Linked DNA regions of Mus musculus: region 1 is linked to region 2. The links are chromatin loops, found by intact Hi-C in ENCODE. Cell type or tissue: left cerebral cortex. All regions are shown on one strand. Each heading gives the region's core, and the rest is flanking DNA. Links, peaks and the distances in the headings are about the cores only. Region 1 overlaps Lhcgr (luteinizing hormone/choriogonadotropin receptor). Region 2 has its middle 150 kb from the start of Lhcgr.

Region 1 (10,372 bases), core at 1,408-9,407, 170 kb after region 2:
ACAATACACACTAAATGCATATACTGTACATATATATACTACACATACACTATACACACACTGCACAGACATACTACACACACTACACACACATACACATATAATGCACACACTACAAACACACACACACACACACACACACACACTTACCACTGTTCGTGAACCTGGAAAACAGCCAGCCCTAACCCTTAAGCTTTTACTGTTTTCTTTTCCAGATCTCTCACCTATCTCCCTGTCAAAGTAATCCCATCACAAGCTTTCAGGGGACTTAATGAGGTCGTAAAAATGTAAGTAAGATACTGAATATCAAAAGCCATTTATAATTGAAACAATGAATTTTTTTCAAAGAGAAAATGTAGTTGCAAGAGAATAATTTTTCTAAGAGAGAAACTGTGTTTAGGAAACCCAACTATTTTTAATCTTTGTAATACAAATAATATCTAGTAGCCTTTGAAGAAGTGGTATGATTTTCAAGAGTCATTAAAATCCAGATAATTAACCTTGCTTCAAAGAATTGAATGCATTTTGATAAGTGATAATATTCTTTTTAAGTAGAAAAGAGATAGATTTCAATCATGAAAGTCCCTCTGTGCTACAGCAACTATTCCCCGATGTCACTCTCTTTTGATAATTCCCACGTTGATGAAAACATGTTAAAAGTTTATTGTGCATTGTAAGATAATCATTGCATGTAAAATAGAATGAGGACAGGAAAAAAGCTCAGCTTTTCTAGCTGTGCTGATAAACAGCGTGAACCAAAAGTGTGAAGTGGCCCAGTGATGCTGTATGATCTCGGTTCCTCTGAGGGCCTCTTGTTCCTGGGTCTCAGCTTCCAGACCCTTGTAGACTTCATAATACTCAGATAGACGCCTCTAGGAGAGAGAATGCTGTATCATCCCTATTAACATTAGCCTGAGTCCAATAGGCTCAGCCGATGGCCAGTTCCTCCCCACCAGTGGGCCATCACTAAACAATCTAAATGACTGTCAAAGCAGATTCACACGCCCTAGAAAAATTGTACTGACCATTTGGCTCTGTGAGGAGCAGAGGAGACCTCTGCTGTCCCTTAAGGTATTAGCAAGCAATGATACCATTACAAATATTATCATTATCAAACGTACTTCCAGCTCTGGCTGTGGAGTTCAGTTCCCAGCGTCACATTCTGTGGCTGCCTGTAACTTCAGCTCCAGGGGGTCCAATGCCATCTTCTGGCCTCTGAGGGTATCTTCACACACATTCACATACACAGAGAGAAATACACACAACACATAAAATAAATCTTTTTTTAAAAAAAGTCCTCAATAACAGCGTGGTTACAGGAAGCTCACTATGGGTTTGTGTTTGAGCGCTTCGGCTTTGATGTTTAGATGTTCTGGGTGTTCGTAACTTTTAATGCATTGAGACCTCCTACGAAAAGCAGGAGCAGTTAAATAAGCAGGCTATCAGATATGGATGAAACAGCCCAGGAGCCATCCATGACAAGACTGTTGCCTTAGGCGCTGCCTTTCTGTGAGCTGAAGCTTTCTTGGCGTCTGATGCCTTCTGTGAGCGTTAACCTTAGGGATGCACAGAACCACACTTGTGTATCGGAGACTCTTTCCTCACCTGCCAGCAAATGGCAGCTTTTGTGGGAATTTTGACATTACCACCATGCCTGGGTTTGATCTATGCCAAAACTGGTTCATTTACTTTTCTGCCTTTCTTAAGAAATAAATTTAGCCAGTAGTCCACTTGCCTCCTTATTCATTCAATCTGTAGCTGTGTACCAAGCGCTATGAAGCCACCAGGACTCAGATGAGAGTAGAAGGGATTTCTAGTTGTCAATTTGTTTCCAGACTGAGAAACTAGAGGAAAACGATGTTCAGAATCCATAACGTGATTCCGCCATCCATACTGCAACTACCTTGAAAGAATCTCAGAAATGGGTTTTGAGAAATCAAGAGTTAAGTTATGAAGCAGCTAATTCAATGCAAAGTAAAGCCTTACTGAAGTGATGCGTGGGCACCTCAGAGATCTCAATTGTAGCCTAGCACCATCGTGTAATTAGCATATTGCTTTCCGGAGCTGTCAAGCAAGAGAACCTGACCAGACATTTTTTTAAAAGATCCTATGCACTTCTAACAATGTGTGATTCAAACAACCAAGAGAACAGACTTTTATATGAATGGGTACAACCGAAACTTATATTTTAATTGCACTAGAGTTGTAGATATCCATTTATATTCTTATAGGGAACTGTTAGCCTTTACTGATGTAGGAACAAATTCTACATTCCTGTTCCTTCTCAGAGGACACAAGACACACACACACATGCACACACACACATCATTATCACAAGGAAATATTCATGTCTCTCATGTGGTTTTTTTTTTTTCCATCTTCCCTAGTGAAATCTCTCAGAGTGATTCCCTGGAAAGGATAGAAGCTAATGCCTTTGACAACCTCCTCAATCTGTCTGAAATGTAAGCATCAGCTAACAGATAGCTTATTGCTGTACACTATTATCCTGGCTGCTGGGAGCCCACTTGGTATTTCTGTTCAAGCATCCAAAGCTAGGAATCCAAGAGGCAAAGACGGCAACAATTACTAGGTCTGGGCAGGAACTAATCTCTGTCCCTGCTGTGGTCTGAGAGTTGCTATGGTGACAACTGCTTTTCCCTAGGAACTGTGTAAACTCTGAAACATCAACAACACAATGCTGGAAATTAAAATTGACATTGTGAAGTCCTGCCAAGTAGTTCTTGCCTCATGGGGGTTGGGGAAGGGGTATGGAATACTTAGAGTAGGTGGGAAGTTTGAAGGGAGCTTAGAGATCTTGAGTTGGCTCATCAGGGGCTGTTCAGGCCCAGTCATTCTTTCAAGTAAGTGCTATGTTAATAGTAACCATGACAAGCCTTGTGTTAAGCCTGTGAAGAGTCGGCTCATTGGACTTTATTGGTGTTATTATTGTTAGATTTAGTCTCAAAAGTACATGTTTCCAAATGATCATACACAGACATGCCCAACTCAAGAAAGACTTCAGCTTCCAAGTGATGAGCCTACATTAGTAACTCACTTGCCTGAGGTTATACAGCAGGTTAGTATCAGAGCTAGACTAGACACTAGGTCACATGACTTACAAACCAGACTTCATATGCCACCACAGAGGGCTCCCACCAAGGCTTCCTGCAGGACCCTCAGATTCCCCTGTAGGCAAGTTGAAAGGAAGGAAAGGGTGTACATAGAATGCTTGTCCTCTCTACTGCTTGGCATTTCCTCTAAGTTGTATCTCTGCTTTCATGGCTGCCCACCATAGTTAGACCATTACCATTTTGTCCAGAGAACAGAATGGAAGCTGGGAGAGTGTGTGGATACTTTAGACACTGGCTGGGCTGAGATTAAACTCCAACCCCATCTTTCTCTAAAGCTTGTGTGTTTTCCATTACACTAGAAGGACTCCATCAATGGTCCAGTGAGTAACTATCTAAGCTGATTGATTAATTAATAAGCACAGGAGTACCTAATCTATTGCATGTCTTGGCCTAAGAGCTGCTGGAACACAGAGAAGTTGAAATACAAATATCCAACAGGACATGACAGGATAGCCATAGAATTGAGAGTAATTCACCAAACAATTACAGAAAAAGCCAAACAATGGGTAATTAAATTTCAAAGAAATTGTCTGGACTTACTGTGCTTTGTACACAGGGTTCATTCTTTGGTAGATGACTGTGCAGTCCCAAACCTAAAATTCTGCAATATTCACAGGCTTCCCAGATAATGCTGAAACATCATCAGGCCAGCAAGTGATAAACAAAGAAAGACATCAACTGAGAAGAAAGTAAAGCCCTCTCCTGAGGATGTTTGTGGGCTTTTAAAGGAGGCCCAGAGACGTGCATGGAAGCCTCATTCAGTCTCTATGCCTTGTCCATGGTGGTATCTTGCATAGCTAGGGCAAGTGCTTGATACGAATAGACAATAAATGTTGATAGAATGTGTGACTGTATGAGTAAATGTTCTATGGTTAGTCCTCGGAGACAACCTCTCGCTTGTCTGACTGATGATCACTTGATTCAGTTATTAGAAGATCACTACCACAGAGTAACTCACATCTAAAGACTCCAACCTTATGTCCATGTTCCAAGCGTCAATAGTCACTATAGTATGAGTGTTATACTTGGAATCGGAAAAACTAGATCCCATTCGAGTCCTGTTACTCTTCAAATGAATGATAAGTCATTCAACTTTCACCATCAACATTGGCAGAGACTTTAGTGTAAACCAGTCGCATTTATTCACCAGAACCTACACTATTTGGTGGATTATTGTAAAGGAAACCAGAAGGGAGAGAAAATAAACCATTAGATGGTTGGAAAAGTAATGGCAGAGGGTATTATCATCATCGTCATCATCATCATCGTCGTAGTCATCGTCTTCCAAGGGAAGATAGGAGGATGGGAGTCATACATAGAAAATCATCTACAGAATGAACATAAGGTTCCAGCAATCTGAATCCCAAGGCATCTGTCCTGTGCTATTCTGGATGTGTACCTATCTGGATAACTTCTTAGTGTGCTTACCAACTCAGTATGAACAGACCTGATTTGCCTCCAAGAGCCATATTTATTTGTTCATTCTCCTGGGAACATCACCTCCCATCATGACCAGTGTGCAGGCTCCATAGTGGGCAAGCTCTACTTGGCCAGGAGCACTGGACCTTGGTGTTATCTGGTGTGGAGGAACAGAAGTAAAGATACTCACATATAAACTCCCAGCTAAGATGCCTACGCCTGTCATCTTGGGAGGGAAGGCACAGCCTCTTGGAAATAGCTAGCTGGGTCCTCAGGATAGCCCAGCATCCCAGGAACTTGTATTAGGCATTAAACGTAGTTAATATCATTGGTGGGATTTTAGTCAATAGTGCCTGGTGACCAGTGCTGTGTATCCAGACATCTACTAAACCACTGCCCATCCCCCCTTCTCTCTTCACAGACTGATCCAGAACACCAAAAACCTGCTATACATTGAACCCGGTGCTTTTACAAACCTCCCTCGGTTAAAATACCTGTGAGGAAAATGTTCCTTTATAAACATCTTGGGGGAGAGGGGAGATGGGCATCTGTGAAACTGAATGTGATCAAAATGTTGAAAGTCATTTGGGGGGATTTGTTTATAAGATTTTGTTTCCACGTTTTTAGTGTGTGTGTGTGTGTGTGTAGGTTTGTACAGGCGTGGAGTGCCCACAATGGACAGCAGAGGGCGCAGGACGCTCTGGAGCTTAAGTTACAGGCAGTCGTGAGCTGCTGTGTGGGTCCTGGGAACTGAACTCTGGTCACCTCCGAGAGCAGCAGGCATTCTTAACTACTCACCACTGAGCCATCTCTGCAGCACCCTGAAAAAGGTTTTGGACCAATAGTCAATACTGTGTTTGCCTGTCTCTCCTTGTTAGCCTTCTGGTTTAAATGTAATCAGTACTCCTTGTTTTTACTATTCTGGGAGTTTTTATACACATATAAGGGGCTCCCCACATCCCCTCTGCCCCACACACCAGAGGAGAGCACTGTCCCCTTTGCAGTGGGTTTCATAATTAAATATACCAAGGTTACTGGCTAGCATGACAAATGGAGTCCCACCATAGTCTGACAGCAACCAGCCCTACCAGCAATGTAGGATTCCTAAAATTCACTACAGTCTTAGCTGTGTTGGCAGTGAGTCTTCCCCCGTAGCAAGTCATCCCTACCACACAGAAAAGTTTACACCCTCCTCACAGAGACACCCTTCTCTCTACTTCTTGGTAAACTAAGTTTCAGGAATCCCCAGGGGAGTACCACTTTCACCACCATCTAAACAAAATGAAAAAAGAAAGAGGGGATGAGGAAGGGGCCTGTCTGTGATGACGCATACAGCCAGTCTTGTTCCGAGGAGCCATGCAGAGAGAAAGGGCCTGTCTGTTATGATCTACACAGTCAGTCTTGTTCCAAGGAGCCATGCAGAAGCTGCAGCTAGCTGTCGTATATAATTCTCTATGGATAATTGTAAACCCAAGATGTTTCCCAACCTCCAAGATACCTTGGACACATAAACATCCACCACTTTAGAAGGCATTAAGGATAACCCAGACCCAAATTTGACCAGCACGGCCTCTTATTAGCCAATTGACTTTCATAAATAGCATTTAATCCCAAAATGTGGGACTCCCCAATTCAAGTCCAGACTACATTCTGAACCTCCTGCTAACCCTAGTGTAGACAAGGCAGGAATTGACTCTGAACACCTTTATCCCTGTACCATATTCATTCCTATGAATTAACAGTAACATGGAGATGATCAAGCCCAGAGAGAAACCTGCTGGGGGTCATTGTCATCAGAGAGCCAGGTAGCTCCTATCAGTTGTCTAGAGCACATGTCTACTGGGCTTAAAACTCCACTGGCAGAAGTCCAGAGCCTGCATGCCTCTGACAGAGTCTCACTCTTATAACGAAGTGTTCTTCAATTTCAACTGTCACATGAGTTGCTCTCTCCTTTAGAGGTTAAATAAGAAGCAGAAGCCTTGAGTGTCTCCATCCACAAAAAAGAATGTTCAATGGTTTCAATGAGATACTAGGAAGAACTTCCTGAACCACAAAGTAGATAAGTAAAGTTTCTAATAATGAAGGGTATAGGTTTCTCAAAACATTAATCTTCCTGCAACGATTGAGTTAAAACCTGCCCAAAAGGAGAAAGTTCCTTTCTGGAACTATCTGTAGTATGGAGCACAGTCGTTATCAGGAGGGAATGAACTGCAATCCAACAGGAAAATGCAATGGCTTTAAAGGAAGACTGACTGGAAATGCAAAGCCAAAACACCCAGAAGCACGGTCTCAGCCCTAAACCTCTAAAGAGGAGCCCTTACGGGGACCTCTCCTAGCCATGGAGCCCTTTCAGTTCTGATGGTCTTCACCAGCTAAAAGTGTAACTCAGAAAGCCAAATGCAATATTCTAAAGTTTCATGTGAAAGCGGTGTCTGCCAAGTGCCTTCCTGTTCTCCTCTGTATTCATAACGTAACGATAATCGCTTATACTCTCTGCCCGCATCACCACCCTGCCCTGAATCGCAGGAGCATCTGTAACACAGGCATCCGGACCCTCCCAGATGTTTCGAAGATCTCTTCCTCTGAATTTAATTTCATTCTGTAAGTATCAGGCTGATTGCTATGCGTAACCATTTCCTATTTGCATCTAAAATTTGGGAAGTAAATATTTCTCATTTCTTTCCCCAAGGGAAATCTGTGATAACTTATACATAACCACCATACCAGGGAACGCTTTCCAAGGGATGAATAATGAGTCCATCACGCTGTGAGTACAACCTCTGGATTCTTGCTCTGCCACACAAGCTGCTGCAACTCTCACTTCTAGTCTGAGGTCAGCGTTAGGCTCTGTGATTCACCACATCCCTTAGTCTCTGATGACTTAATCTAGACTGCTGACTGTGGAAGTTGTATGGGACAGCTGCTGGGCCATATGCTAGCATGACAACAAACTGCTGGGTCCGGAGGATGGGCAACATTGACATCCTGTGGGTGAAGTTCTTCCTGCTCAAGGGTAACTCTTGGAGGCTGGACCTTTATTCAAAGATCAAAATATAAAACTGCTAGCAATTTAGACCTAAACTTAATGAGGAATCAAGAATTACCCCCTCATTGGGTATGGGAATTTAATGGAGATGGAGCCAAACAGGAGTGGGAGGGTGTAGACCTTCAAGACATGTTGGGACAGTTCATGGGGAACTGTGAGCTCCTAGAGAGCCTTTCCCATGGACAGGATTCTGCATGTATGCAAAAGAGCTGCGTAGTATTGGTTTCGCAGGGCTATTGCCTGGTGTTGGATGTGATTGTAAGAGAAACAGTGCACACCAGTAGGGTGTAATTGCCCCTCCTCTGAAGCTAATGGGAACCCCAGACTCCGCTCTGCCCAGAGTGCTCTTGGGCCATTGTGTTCCATGTCCCTCCCAGTTCTCGGCCCTGCATCTCACAGGGGTGTGATTAGTCATTTGCTCAGCACTTGTTCTCAGTTGAATGGGCCCTTGTGTAAGTGAAGGGTCATGTGGAGCACCCTGCTGGATAAAGGGTATTATACTTGCTGAGGAAAGCCTTATTTTCCCAGCTATACAGTTCAACTCCTTAATTAGAAAATAATGAAAGCAAGCCTTCTCTTTTCATTATTAGCTGGATTTGTGATTTTGCTCTTGATGGAACCAGTCTGGCCCACCTCCACCCAGATCTTTACCAACTGTGAGCTCATTTAATGAAAACAAAACACCTCTCGTGGTACAGGAAAGGCTCTGAGGGGATAAGGTTAAAACTATGCATTATTCTTGTATGTCCCTTCACAGCCACTGTGGCTTTTCATTACATCTCAAGAGGCCACCTTGACATGTCCCAACCCACTCAACCTGCCCCCCAGGGAGCAGCACTTAGCTGTGCAACTTTTAAAATAATCTGGATGCTGATGGGTTCAGCCAATCACACAAAACAAACAGCCTTGACCATCACTTGAACTCCTCAGGTTAGGAGAAGGTCATGCCAATTGTTTTTCCTAAGATCCTGTAAAATATGACCAGATTTATGACGGCACCCATGACACACCACAGTACAAAGGCAACTGGACACCTCAGTGTTAGTCTCAGATCCAAACACAGCCAACCAAGCAGTGTCAGTCCGGTTGAGCCCAGGCCCCATCTCTATTCAGTGGGATTAGTGACGCCTCCTTTCACAGATATAAGTACCCTCACACTATGTCAACCACATAGTTATCACAATTGCCACAATTATCCACAATTAACACTTCAAACTAACAACCCGGAGCAAGTCAGTTGGGTGAGACCATCTCCAGCAGTTTGGGTTTTGTTAATGCTGTTCTAGTGACAAAACACTCTGAGCAAAAGCAATGGGGCGGGGGGAGGACGGTTTATTTTCTTACACTTCCTGTTATCAGTCTTTTACTAAGGGAACTCAAAGCAACAGAGATGGAGGGATGAAGTGTGATGACTTATTCTCTGGCTCATTCCCAGGCCTGTGCCCCACCAGCTTTCTTCCTCAGCCCAGGTTTCGGGATGGTGCTGCCAACAATGGGCATTGCCCTCTCATATCAATCATCAGTCAAGACAATGCCCCATAAATGTGCCCACAGACGGGTCTGATCTAGGCAATTCCTCATTTGAGCTTTTCCCTTCCCGGGTATTCTACTTTGCTTTGTATTGCTGTGAAACGCCATAACTCGGGAAGGAAGAAGTTTATTTGACTTACACATCCCAATCACGGTCAGGCTATGAGGGAAGTCAGGACAGAAACTGGAGAAGTAAATTAGTTTAGGATTCCATTCATGCATTTCCCTTCCATGCCTCCTCTCCTCCTGGGAGGTCCCTCTGCTTTGTTCTGCTATGCTCAGTTCTGGATCCCTCAAGGAGCTCAAGCAAGTTGTCTGAGTTCATCTGCCTGCATTGCTGGGACTAGATTCAGCCCAAATATTGCCACAGGAGCACTGTGGGGGCCATGTCATCAACCAAGCAGTACATCTTGTCACACTGTCTCAGCACTCGGCCACTGCTTAAGAGTGATCTATCATATGTACGTTCTTTTTGTTCTTCCCAAGTCAACCGTATTGATTCTTTGAGTTGTGACATGCCATTGGCCAAACCTTTAGCACCTGTTGTTTCTTAAGACTGACAAAGAGAATTACACAGTGATTATGCGTCCATCTCATCATTTTTCTGTACTTACTAACCAATACTTCTCATTTTAAATGAGGCTTCCTTTGCTGTCGTCGTTTCTCCTGCATGCTCTCCCTTGTTCTCTCTGCCTGTTTTTTTTTTTAAGTATTACTTGAAATGTGGATTTCTCAAAACTGTATCTGCCACATTAGAATCCATTACTGTCACCTCTCTTTATGAAACCTGCCATCTTCTTTAACGTGGCATATGGTAAAGTCACGTAACTTGACATGCACTTGACTGAGGTAGGGGAGCATGCAAACAGATCGGGCCTGCTGAAAGACAGGCAGCTCAGGCAGCTCAGAGCCTGGGAGAATCATAGAAACCGAGAACCCAGATTATAACAATCAGGTTCACAGCAGCACACGTGAGTCAGACAGCAGCAGGTACCCACACAACCCCTGCCAGGACACGTGCTGAAAATGAACTTTGTCTACAATGACTTACTCAGCTAAAGGAACCCCAGCCATATAGGAGACAAAGGGTAAGTGTGGTATCCCACTTTAGGATGCTTTCCTATGCTCATTTGGTTTAATAGAAAGAAAAACAGGAAGGGAAGGAGGAAAGTTGTGTACACGTCTTCCACCAGCAAGCAGAGACCTAAAATGCCAGGCGTTGTCTATCCACAAACATAATCTCTCT
Region 2 (10,372 bases), core at 1,296-9,295:
CGGTCATTGTTTCCAGCCCTAATGTCCAGGGGAAGTCCTGCCCCATCATCCTGATTCCTGAAATATGGGTAATGGATAGCATTCCAAGGGGACTGAATCCCAGGATGGCCTGGGAATCTGTCAGTCCTCCATCTCAGCTGGTAGAATCACCCTATCAGGACTTTCTTCTTCATCTAGAGGGGTTTCTTTCCCAGGGGCCCTTCACTCCTCTGAAAAGATGGTTGAGAAGCACACAGCCCTGTTCCTTGAGTCATCCACATTCTAGAGAAATGACAAGTGCCCTCACACAGTGACCCTTCCCACTGAGATGGCTCCTAGAAAGCAATGCAGAGATGCACAGAGCTCAGTTGTCAACCACAGACAGACCAGGATTTAATTCAAGATCTGTCATTACCTATAAAATTAAATTCATAATATTGACCTTTCCAGATTGCTGTGAAGATAAAAATGAAATAGTGTATGTAAAGGACTCTGCAAGGGCATCTGTTATTTTTATTTTCATTTTCATCGCAGTCACGGGCAGTGCTGTGAGCTGCCCTGGGCTTCCTCTCATCAGAATCATTTGTCAGCTGTACTCTGCATTTCATCTCCAGAACGAGCCTTTCATCTTCCCCTCCACATGACTGGTGGCTATGTTATCTATCCCCCCTTGCTTTGGCACTCAGTGTCTCCCTCCTCAATAACTAACAGATATGTGAATACGGTCATGATCGTCCACCTGTGCTAGTACTAATTCTTGCAAGTTATTTCTCCATATAAGGAAGCTGTTCATATCACATGACACCTGCCCCATGTCCATTAAAACCACATCATTTTGAATAAAAGTTTGTCGCCACCCTCATATGCAATTACGCTACAAACAGGTTTGTCTAGAAATGACAATATTGATTAGAAGAGCAAAGCCCAGCTTTTTAGCAGTAAATAAAACATATACATTTTCACCAAATTGAGAACCCAGATAGCAAAAAATTAATAATGATGATGATAATAATAAACAATAAATAGTAGTAAAAACGGATGATGGAAAGCTAGATAACACTGAATCACAGCATCAGAAGCGCGGGGCCGTCTGAGAATGGAGTATGATGTGCAAGAATATGCGACAGAGGCTATTTTAAATGTCATCTCTTCCCATGAGGAAACTTCCTCACTCCTCCAAAGCCAGTTCTGAAAGGGTCTGGTGGAGGCCAGTGATGTCCATCCTCTGTGACAATCACAGGGAATTCGGGGGCAGCTAGGATGGCCTCCTGAAGGCACGGAACATGAACAGCTCATGATTTGTTTCTCCGCTCAAGCCTTCCAGCCCCCAGGATAGCTGCTTGCTTTTCTACCAAACCCAACTCAGCTACTTAGTATATCATCTAAGGCAGCGGTTCTCAACATTCTTAATGTTGTGACCCTTTAATATAGTACCTCACATGGGGTTGACCACAATTTTAACATTATTTTTGTTGCTACTTCATAACTTCAATTTGCTAAGCTTATGAATCATAATTTAAATATCATATCTGCAGGGTATCTGATATGTAACACCCGGGAAAGGGTTGTTCAACCCCCAAAGGGGTCGAGACCCACAGGTTGAGAACCACTGATCTAAGGTTTTCCTGTCCAGTGCTTTTGTTGTCTGTGTCTGTTGCTCAACATACCAACTACTTTCCCACCACCTCACTTCTGTTCACACCATGCCCACCGTTGCCTGTGCCAATCCCCTCTAACACCTCAGTTCTCCAAACTCTTACCCGACTGGCCCAGTGTTTTGATTTGTTACTACCCTCTCATTAATTAAACTGTCATTCATTGTAACGAGGGGTAGGGATGTATCCATTTCTGGAAACCCTATCGTTCCCAAATAATAATGGGGTCCTAAGTATTCAATGAAGGCCATTGAGCATGGGCGCACTTCTAAGTAAGTCAAGTTGACTATAAATGATGTTTCTCTTTTTAAAGGAGCAAAAAAGAAAAAGAGAAGGAAGTAGAAATACTATTCGGTGAATAGTTGCTAGCAACTGCGTGGTGCTTTTCAGTTGCAATGCCGGAAGATTGTGCTACCAAGTTCTTTGGATTTTTTTCATCCCAAGGAAGTCAAAAAGTTCCACAAAATATGTGTACTTTGTCAGTGACAGAACATAATTAAAACCAGAGTTTCTGAGTTCAAAACATGTTCTTGCCAAGGTTTATCATCAGCACCATTGTCCCCAAGGCCATGCCTGAGTGAATCAGTGGCCAGAACCATTTACCTACAGAGACACCTCTTGGAATCAACTCTGCTTACACATATCAAAAAGCCTTAATGTGTTCTCTGACCCCTGCACAGAATGTGCCCTCAAGTGGGCAAACAGCAGCCCTTCTGCGGGCCCTCCTTTCATGTCTGTTCTCCATCACTGGCCAATTCATAGTTAGGTTAATGGTGAAACTTGAGTCATCTAAACTTGCAAAGAATGAAGAGGACAAATGAGGGATAGAAAGTGCCCTTGATCCACTCCCTCCTAGACACATGCCTCTGAGCAAATGTCTGCAGTTCCCTGAGATTTCTGTAACTCGGCATTCTTTAAAAGCTCCTCAACATTCTCTAGTACTAAATGTTTGGATTTTCACTTTTTTTCAAAAACAATTTTTAATAGATATTTTCTTCATTTACATTTCAAATGGTATCCCAAAATTCTCCTATACACTCCCCCCGCCCTGCTCCCCAACCCACCCACTCCAGCTTCCTGGCCCAGGCATTCCCCTGTACTGGGGCATATGATCTTCACAAGACCAAGGGCCTCTCCTCCCATTGATGGCCGACTAGGCCATCTTCTGCTACATATGCAGCTAGAGACACAAGCTCTGGGGGTACTGGTTAGTTCATATTGTTGTTCCTCCTATAAGGTTGCAGACCCCTTCAGCTCCTTGGGTACTTTCTCTACCTCCTTCATTGGGGGCCCTGTGTTCCATCCAATAGATGACTGTGAACATCCACTTCTGTATTGGCCAGGCACTGGCATAGCCTCACAAGAGACAGCTATATCAGGGTTCTGTCTGCAAAATCTTGCTGGCATATGCAATAGTGACTGGGATTGTTTATGGGATGGATCCCCAGGTGGGGCAGTCTCTGGGTGTTCCTTCCTTCCGTCTCAGCTCTGAACTTTGTCTCTGTAACTCCTTCCATGGGTATTTTCTGTCCCCATTCTAAGAAGGAATGAAGTATCCACACTTTGGTCTTCCTTCTTCTTGAGTTTCATGTGTTTTGCAACTTGTATCTTGAGTAGTTTTAAGTTTCTGGGCTAAAATCCACTTATCAGTGGGTGCATATCATGTGTGTTCTTTCGTGATTGGGTTACCTCACTCAGGATGATATCCTCTAGATCCATCCATTTGCCTAAGAATTTCATAAATTCAGTGTTTTTGATAGCTGAGTAGTACTCCATCGTGTAAATGTACCACATGTTTGGATTTTCAAATTAAAGAGCAGTGTAGATCTTATCTCCTTGGGAAGAAATAAGCCAAATAATTAAAGTTACTTTTAAAGAATGGCTTAAAAAAAAACCAACGTGTAACTCTTGAAAAAAATTAAATATAAAATGAACATGTGCTAAATATTTTATCAGCCCATTAATTAACATGAGAACCAGCAAGACTTTATGATGCATTCAGAAGAAAATTCAAAACACATGCTTAAACAAACCCTGAGACGAATTTACAACCAACCAACCATGGTCAACATCTAGCAATAATCACTTGGATTTCATAGGGCAACCTATTTTAATTTCCAAGAGCCAGGCACCCCCTGCATTACACATTGCACCTCAACTTACAGAGATTGGAAGACAGTTGGTAAAGGGGTCACTGGTGCTCTCAAGAAGGCCCAGGAGCCAAGGGCACTTGTGAAGCCCGGGGAACCGAGTTCGTTTTCTGTACCACACAGTGGAAGGCGAGAACTGACTCTGAGGGTTGACGTCTTACTTCCAAATGCATGACACAGCACTTCCTGCATACACACAAAATAACTTTAATTTTTTTTTAAATAGCCACTACAGCAATGAAATAATCCAGTTAGACATACTAGACAATACCTAGAATAATCTATCTCTCTCTCTCTCTCTCTCTCTCTCTCTCTCTCTTTCTCTCTCTCTCTTTATTCCTCTCCTCTCTCCAGGAGACCACTGAAAAATCTCTTGCTAATTTTCTACTTTTTAACATGGTTTATACACTCAACCCTGAGCAAGGAGAGAGGTGAGAAAATTGCATAAAGTGTTCCAGTGCAAGTCTCCCTACCCGTTACCCCAAAGCTTCAACGCTAAGGAATTCAGTTTAGGATTCCTGCTACCTGACTTATTTAAATAAGAAGAAAAAAACAATCAGTGCTACCTAGGAAACTTGAACATAAAAATCCCAAGGGCACATAGCAGAAATGCAGACTCCCCAGTTCACACCTCCACTCTCCTAAGTCAGGGCCTACATTCTAGCTATGATCTTTGTGTGTTTTACATGAAAAGAAATTTCTCAAATCAGTGTTTCATTTCGACCAGGCATCAGGCAGCTGTGTCATTTCAGCAAGTCAGTTCACTTCTCTAGGCCTTGACTTCCTTACTGTGAAGTAAATGGATCACTGGACTTGACAGCCCCCTTGTGCCTGATAAATCCATTTACGAAGGCTTTCTCCAGGACATCAAGCTCCAGGGCCAATGCCCTGCCATCAGCCTGAACCATGAAAAGATTTGGCTAAGCCTGATTTACATTTTTCTCTTGTGTCCTTCTCTGAGAAGAATAAATTGACACAGTGACCCTAATGACATTACCTCTGTCTCTAGAGCAGCAACAATGTGCCGGGCTTCCCTGGGAGCCAAATGAGTATGAAATCTTGCCATCTGCTTTCAACTCAGGAATCTCCACAGTTTAGGGGACTGACTGAGTGCATTACTGTTAGAGTCGCAAAATAATCAATTCTGACAAGGAAGATTCAGATATGCTTTGCAAATTATAAAAACACGCAAATTCCCTGACAACCTGATAAGGTGACAAAAGAGAATTTCCAGCTTGTTATGTTTAATGTATTTGTTTTCCTCAGTCGAGCTGGCCTGCTCCGCTGGGAACTTCTGACCCAGTGCTGCATATACCAGCCTAGGGCTTCTCAGAGCCTCTGCCTCACCATGGCAACACAGAGCTCCCTCTGTGCTGTGTCAGAACTACAGCTACTCCTTGTTTGAGGGAAATGCTGGCGGGGGGTGGGGGGGGGGTGGGTTCTTGCAAGGAAGCTTCCACATTCCAATGCAGTGCAGATGATCTTTCTATTTTACCCACGTGGATGCAAAATCTATGTAAAGAACAAAAGAATTTGGAACCACAAGTTCCCATGGCAATATCCAAACTCTCACGGATCCTGTATTACCATACTCATCAAAGAGAACCAAGAGCCAGCTATGGCCCTTTGTCACTCAGTGCATGTTTTAGAACGCTCCTTGCTGCCTTGTGTCTCCTCAGATTATTGAACCACTAATGGGAATCTGTAGAACAAGTGTGTTTGCCAGATCAGTGCTTAGGTTTTGAGTTGAGTGGTGAGCAGGCTGACAGTCCCAAATCTCACCTGATGCTCAGATGATGGACCTAGAGTTCAGAGAATACACCTACACTTCTATACAGAGACATCAGTGGCTTCCACATGTAATTTCCACAGTGGTACTTGGTCTGAGCCTGACAGTGAAGAATGCTAGGAAAAAAACAAAACCACTTCTCTTCATATCCCCCTGTTTTGACTCTCCCCTATAAAATAGGAGCATTTATTTGATGCTCAAAAAAGAAATTACTTTTATAGCAAGAATATAAAGAGAAAAAAGTACCCAGTTCATTTGCAGCTTTTGAATTTCAAAACAGACTTTTCAATCTGTATCAGAAAAACTAGCTTGAAAGGCAAAGCCGTCACTAGGGAATACTGGCCTGCCTAAGAAATAAGGACTACCATGCTTCTGAAAGCCCAGCAAGTGTCGGCCAGAAAGCTTTGAAAGAATCAGGGACTTGGGAATCAGAGCCATGAAGAAATGCAAGAGTTCATTTGCATATTTACAAGGTCCAGGCATTAGCAATGAGGAGGCAAATTAGACTCTGAGTTTTGATTGTGTTTGATATAACGTAGAACCACCTGGCAAGACTCTCAGGGAGGGACTGCCTTGACAGGACTGGCCTGCAAGAGTGAGATGTCTGTGGGAATTATCTTCACTACATTAACAGGCATGGGGGGCTCTGACCAGTGTAGGTAGGGGTGGAGAGAGTAGACTGCGCACAGACATGTAGTAATTCACTGCTCTCGGCTCTTGTCTGTGATGTTATGTGACTAGCTGCTTCAAGATCCTGCTGCCTTGATTTCCTGAAACAATCGACTGACTGTAAATTATTTTGAGCTAAAATAAACACTTTTCCCCCTAAGTTGGGTTTTTATTTTATCACAGCAGTGGAAATTAAATGAAGATAGACCTCACTATAAGCCATTGGCAGTTAACAGAAACTGGGTGGTAGACTGCCTTGCTAGAATAAGCTAGGACATGGCTATAGGTCCTAATGTCCTCCCCACACTGTGAGACATGGTATAAAATCTTGATAAAATCCAGACAAGTAAAATGGGCCAAAAGCATACGTAGACACAATCACAGAGACCAAGGAACCTGATAAGAGGCAAGAACACTGACAAATTAGGTATGAGGAGACACAACGCTGGGTGAAATATCCATACTGGTTAGCTTAATTCAAAATAGGGGAGAAAATCCTGCAACTGGAGCAATTTAATGAATTAACAAATCACAGAGTTTTCTTCCATTAGCCAGTCTTTAAGTAAGATGACTGACATGTGAAATAGTAGCCATAAGTTAAGCCTAGATATCTGCTGAACTTCCCTGAACTGCCAGGATAAGGGAGTGCATATTGGATAAGAAGATGGCTACCAGCTGACGTAAACATTCATGGAAGAAACATGTAAGTAATGTTGAGGGTGATAGCCAGTGTAAAATTCTCTTGGCCTAAGGAATTGTGAGTCAGTGTGCCTGGGAACTAGGTAAGAAAGGCCCCCAAACCAGTGTATTAAATCAATGGATAGACTAAAGAATTTGCCCTTGGCTGGTACTATTGGAAAAACTTTAAAAGATGGGACTTGTCATTGGGGGTGTGCCTTTGAGAGATCACAAGACCCCAAGCCAGAGTGTAAATAGCTCCAATCTGGCCATTTTATAGTTTCAATTGGAAATATCTGTCACATGATCATGTGTCGAATACTTTATCCTCAGTGGGTATCAATATTTTAATGTGGCTACTTTTCAAGGTAGCAGGAGAACTTGGCATTTTCACGTGGCACTGGTTTTTCCATGAGTGAAAAATCCATAAGGGGAATTTCACTAATATTTCAGAGAAAAGCCTGCAGAGTCAAGTGATATGTAAGAGATCCCCTCAGGAAGTCTCAGCAGGCTATACATGAGGCTGTGAAGGTAACTCTATTGTTGCAACAGACACCAACGAATCCAGGATGTTGGAGATGCAGGAATGTGGAAACTATTCTTGAGGAAACCAACAGGTACAAAATGAAACCAGTTATGAAAGACACTATGTATTTCAGATGACAACACCATAGGGGTAGGACTGACAGAGCCCACTGGGGCCCACTGATGACACACCCTGTGCCTCAGATATTGCCCTTCCAGGCTGCAGTCTTGCTTTGGTCCAGTCTTACCTTGATGCTTTCCTGGTCCTTCTGTTTGGAATAAAGATTTTGCCTTTGTGCTTTGTACATTGGAAGTTTGTAACTTTCTTTTTGATTTGATAGAGACTTAATATTAAGAGGTTGCCTTCAAACACATAAGTGGATGCTCACAGTCAGCTATTGGATGGATCACAGGGCCCCCAATGGAGGAGCTAGAGAAAGTATCCAAGGAGCTGAAGGGGTCTGCAACCCTATAGGTGGAACAACAGTATGAACTAAGCAGTACCCCGGAGCTCTTGTCTCTAGCTGCATATGTATCAAAAGATGGCCTAGTCGGCCATCACTGGAGAGGCCCATTGGACACACAAACTTTATATGCCCCAGTACAGGGGAACGCCAGGGCCAAAAAGTGGGAGTGGGTGGGTAGGGGGGTGGGGGGAGGGTATGGGGGACTTTTGGGATAGCATTGGAAATGTAAATGAGGAAAATACCTAATTTTAAAAAAGAGGTTGCCTTCAGTATCAGAAAATACTTTGGCCTTTGGGGTTTTGAATAGTATTGGAACTGATAAGACTGGGAACTTTTGAGGTTAGACTAAATATGTGTTTGCCTTCTGAAATAGTTATGAGCCTATGAGCACAGCTGCATGGTGCAGTTTGGAAGAGAAAGCGCTCCCAGAGGTTTTGAATACTTGTTCCCAGTTACGTGGCAATATTTTGGAAGGCTGTGGGGCTCTTAAAAAAATAGAACACAACTGATAGAAGTGGGTCGCTATAGACAAGCCTTTGAAGGTCAAAAGGTAGCCCCGCCGAGGTTTTGCCACTTTCTGCATCCTGGTCTTCCACTAGATGAACAGTGTGACCATGTGAACAGCCACTGCCAACATAAACTCTGGCATGCCTTTCCCACTGCAGAGAGTTAAAAAGCCAGGGGCCATCAGCAAACCAACATTCTCTTCCTAAAGGATCTACTATAAAGTATTTGACCACAATGATACCAAACTCAGTAATATACACCATGCTGGTCTGATTCACACCACATACCACAGACCCACATGCATGAACCTGTACTAGAACACACCCCCCAAGCCAAGGTGAGTCTTTCTCCTTAAGACAATTATCTATGTTTGCCAAGGTGTGACATGACATGAGATACACTCTACATTGGGCCAAGACTTCTGTATGAATAAGGTTTAACTGAATCCTGAGAGCAAGTAATGGGGATGTTGTCAAGGACTGTAAACAAAGGAACTGGATCGTCATTTTTATGCTTTTCGCTGCTTTATTTTGTATTTTGTCCATTTTCTGCTGACATTGCCGCAGTCTCAATCCCCACATGCACTCATGCACTCCCAAGACCCCAGAGCCTATTGCCCAACACTGCAGGAGTTATTCAGCTGCTGGCCTTTCTTCCATCCCTTCAGAGTATTCTCTGCCTGTCGTCTGTGCAACAGCTCAGTGAGGTTACTTTACTAGCTGAGACAGGAGAACAGATATGATTGCAATGAGGTTGTGGTCAAAGGCTAAAGGAAGGCCTAATCTTGCCAGTAATTACCCCATCCCATATCAGGAAAGTTCTAGACAGGTGTTCAAGGGGAACAAATGAAGTGTGGAGACCAGCATGCTGGTTTATTCATAGTCACTCAGGAATGATTTTCAGGGAGCTCTGATTAAAGGCTGGGTTCAGTCAAGGTTCAGGTCAAAATGAGGTCTCCTATTTACTTCCTCCCTCTCACTTCTAAGTGTGGCAGCCGAGATATTCGTAACTGACTCCTGAGAATAAGAGAAATTGGTGAGCTCATAAGAAGAAGTTAGAACTGAGATCTGACCCTTTTAGGCATAATTAACCTCAGCCCCTTTGTGGCCTAATCAAGGTCTCAGGCTCTGACCCATAACTTTAGCAGCAGGGGTTTGTGTCTGAAACCCCAGACTTGCCAGGGAATGGGAAAGGCAGAAGTATCCAATCCAGCACCATCACAGTACTTTGGGGTATATAGTTAATCCACACGTCTAAAATCAATCAGATAGCTGTAACCCATCGAGAGAAAGGTGGGGAGTGTTCAAGGACTTCTTTCTCAAAGTGCTGCTGTGAAAATCTCTCGTGTAAAGGAATGGTCCTGTCAGCTTGGTACTAGTTAGATTTGTCCATAGCATATGGCCTGACCTGGGGAATTCTGGAAGATGGTTGTAGGAGTGGGCTCTAAAGGGGTTACCCTACCCTTGCAAATTCCAGAGAGAAGAAATCCCATGTAGGAAAATTGTTGCATGGGGAGGGGTAACAAAAACCTTTCCAGATATTCTCAAAATTTATACCCTAGAAACTACTTTAATCTCTCCATCTTTTTTGTAAGATTTGTTGTGCCAGGAAATGTTCATGCTCCCTAAAAAGACCACCAAGGAACCAATTCCAATGCAATCACATGTGGGTCTCTATAGTCAAAATAGAGCTTGAATGAAGCTCGAGCACCACTGTCTCTCACCCAGGAGAATGGGAAGGGATCCAAGCCCAGTTTTGGGCGAGTATTTATAGAGGCAAGAAGGGGGTAACCAGCCTGGTACAATCTGATTGGGGGGACCATTGTGGCCTTTTATATAATTGGCTGGTACTGGAAGCCAAACCATAAACTTAACTTCTGCTTTCCTCCTGATTGGTGGTGAAGTGTCAGGTTTAGGCTTCTAACCTAGAGATGCAGATTTGTTGGGGAATAAC

What was found. A loop is a pair of places that touch in the nucleus more often than their neighbours do. Peaks named below come from ENCODE experiments on the same cell type or tissue, not always from the same donor. Only the 100,000 strongest peaks of a DNase experiment are listed, where the experiment ranks them.
Region 1: it touches region 2 in a loop (2.2-fold over the local background); 5 of 42 quality-filtered maps call a loop at or near these places.

What each region holds. Positions count from the first base shown.
Region 1 is chr17:88,761,927-88,772,298 of GRCm38, reverse strand. Lhcgr (luteinizing hormone/choriogonadotropin receptor) reads left to right here. Exons shown (of 11, transcript NM_013582.3): 2 at 216-287; 3 at 2,388-2,462; 4 at 4,972-5,046; 5 at 7,077-7,151; 6 at 7,240-7,317. Among named protein-coding and RNA genes, the nearest start is that of Lhcgr, 25 kb to the left of the region's middle. In left cerebral cortex, for the core only: CTCF peaks have their summits at 5,231 (motif pointing right) and 8,065; DNase peaks (open chromatin) are centred at 2,024 and 8,010.
Region 2 is chr17:88,932,714-88,943,085 of GRCm38, reverse strand. No RefSeq gene overlaps it. Among named protein-coding and RNA genes, the nearest start is that of Lhcgr, 150 kb to the right of the region's middle. In left cerebral cortex, for the core only: no CTCF peak of the experiment used is centred there; a DNase peak (open chromatin) is centred at 5,178.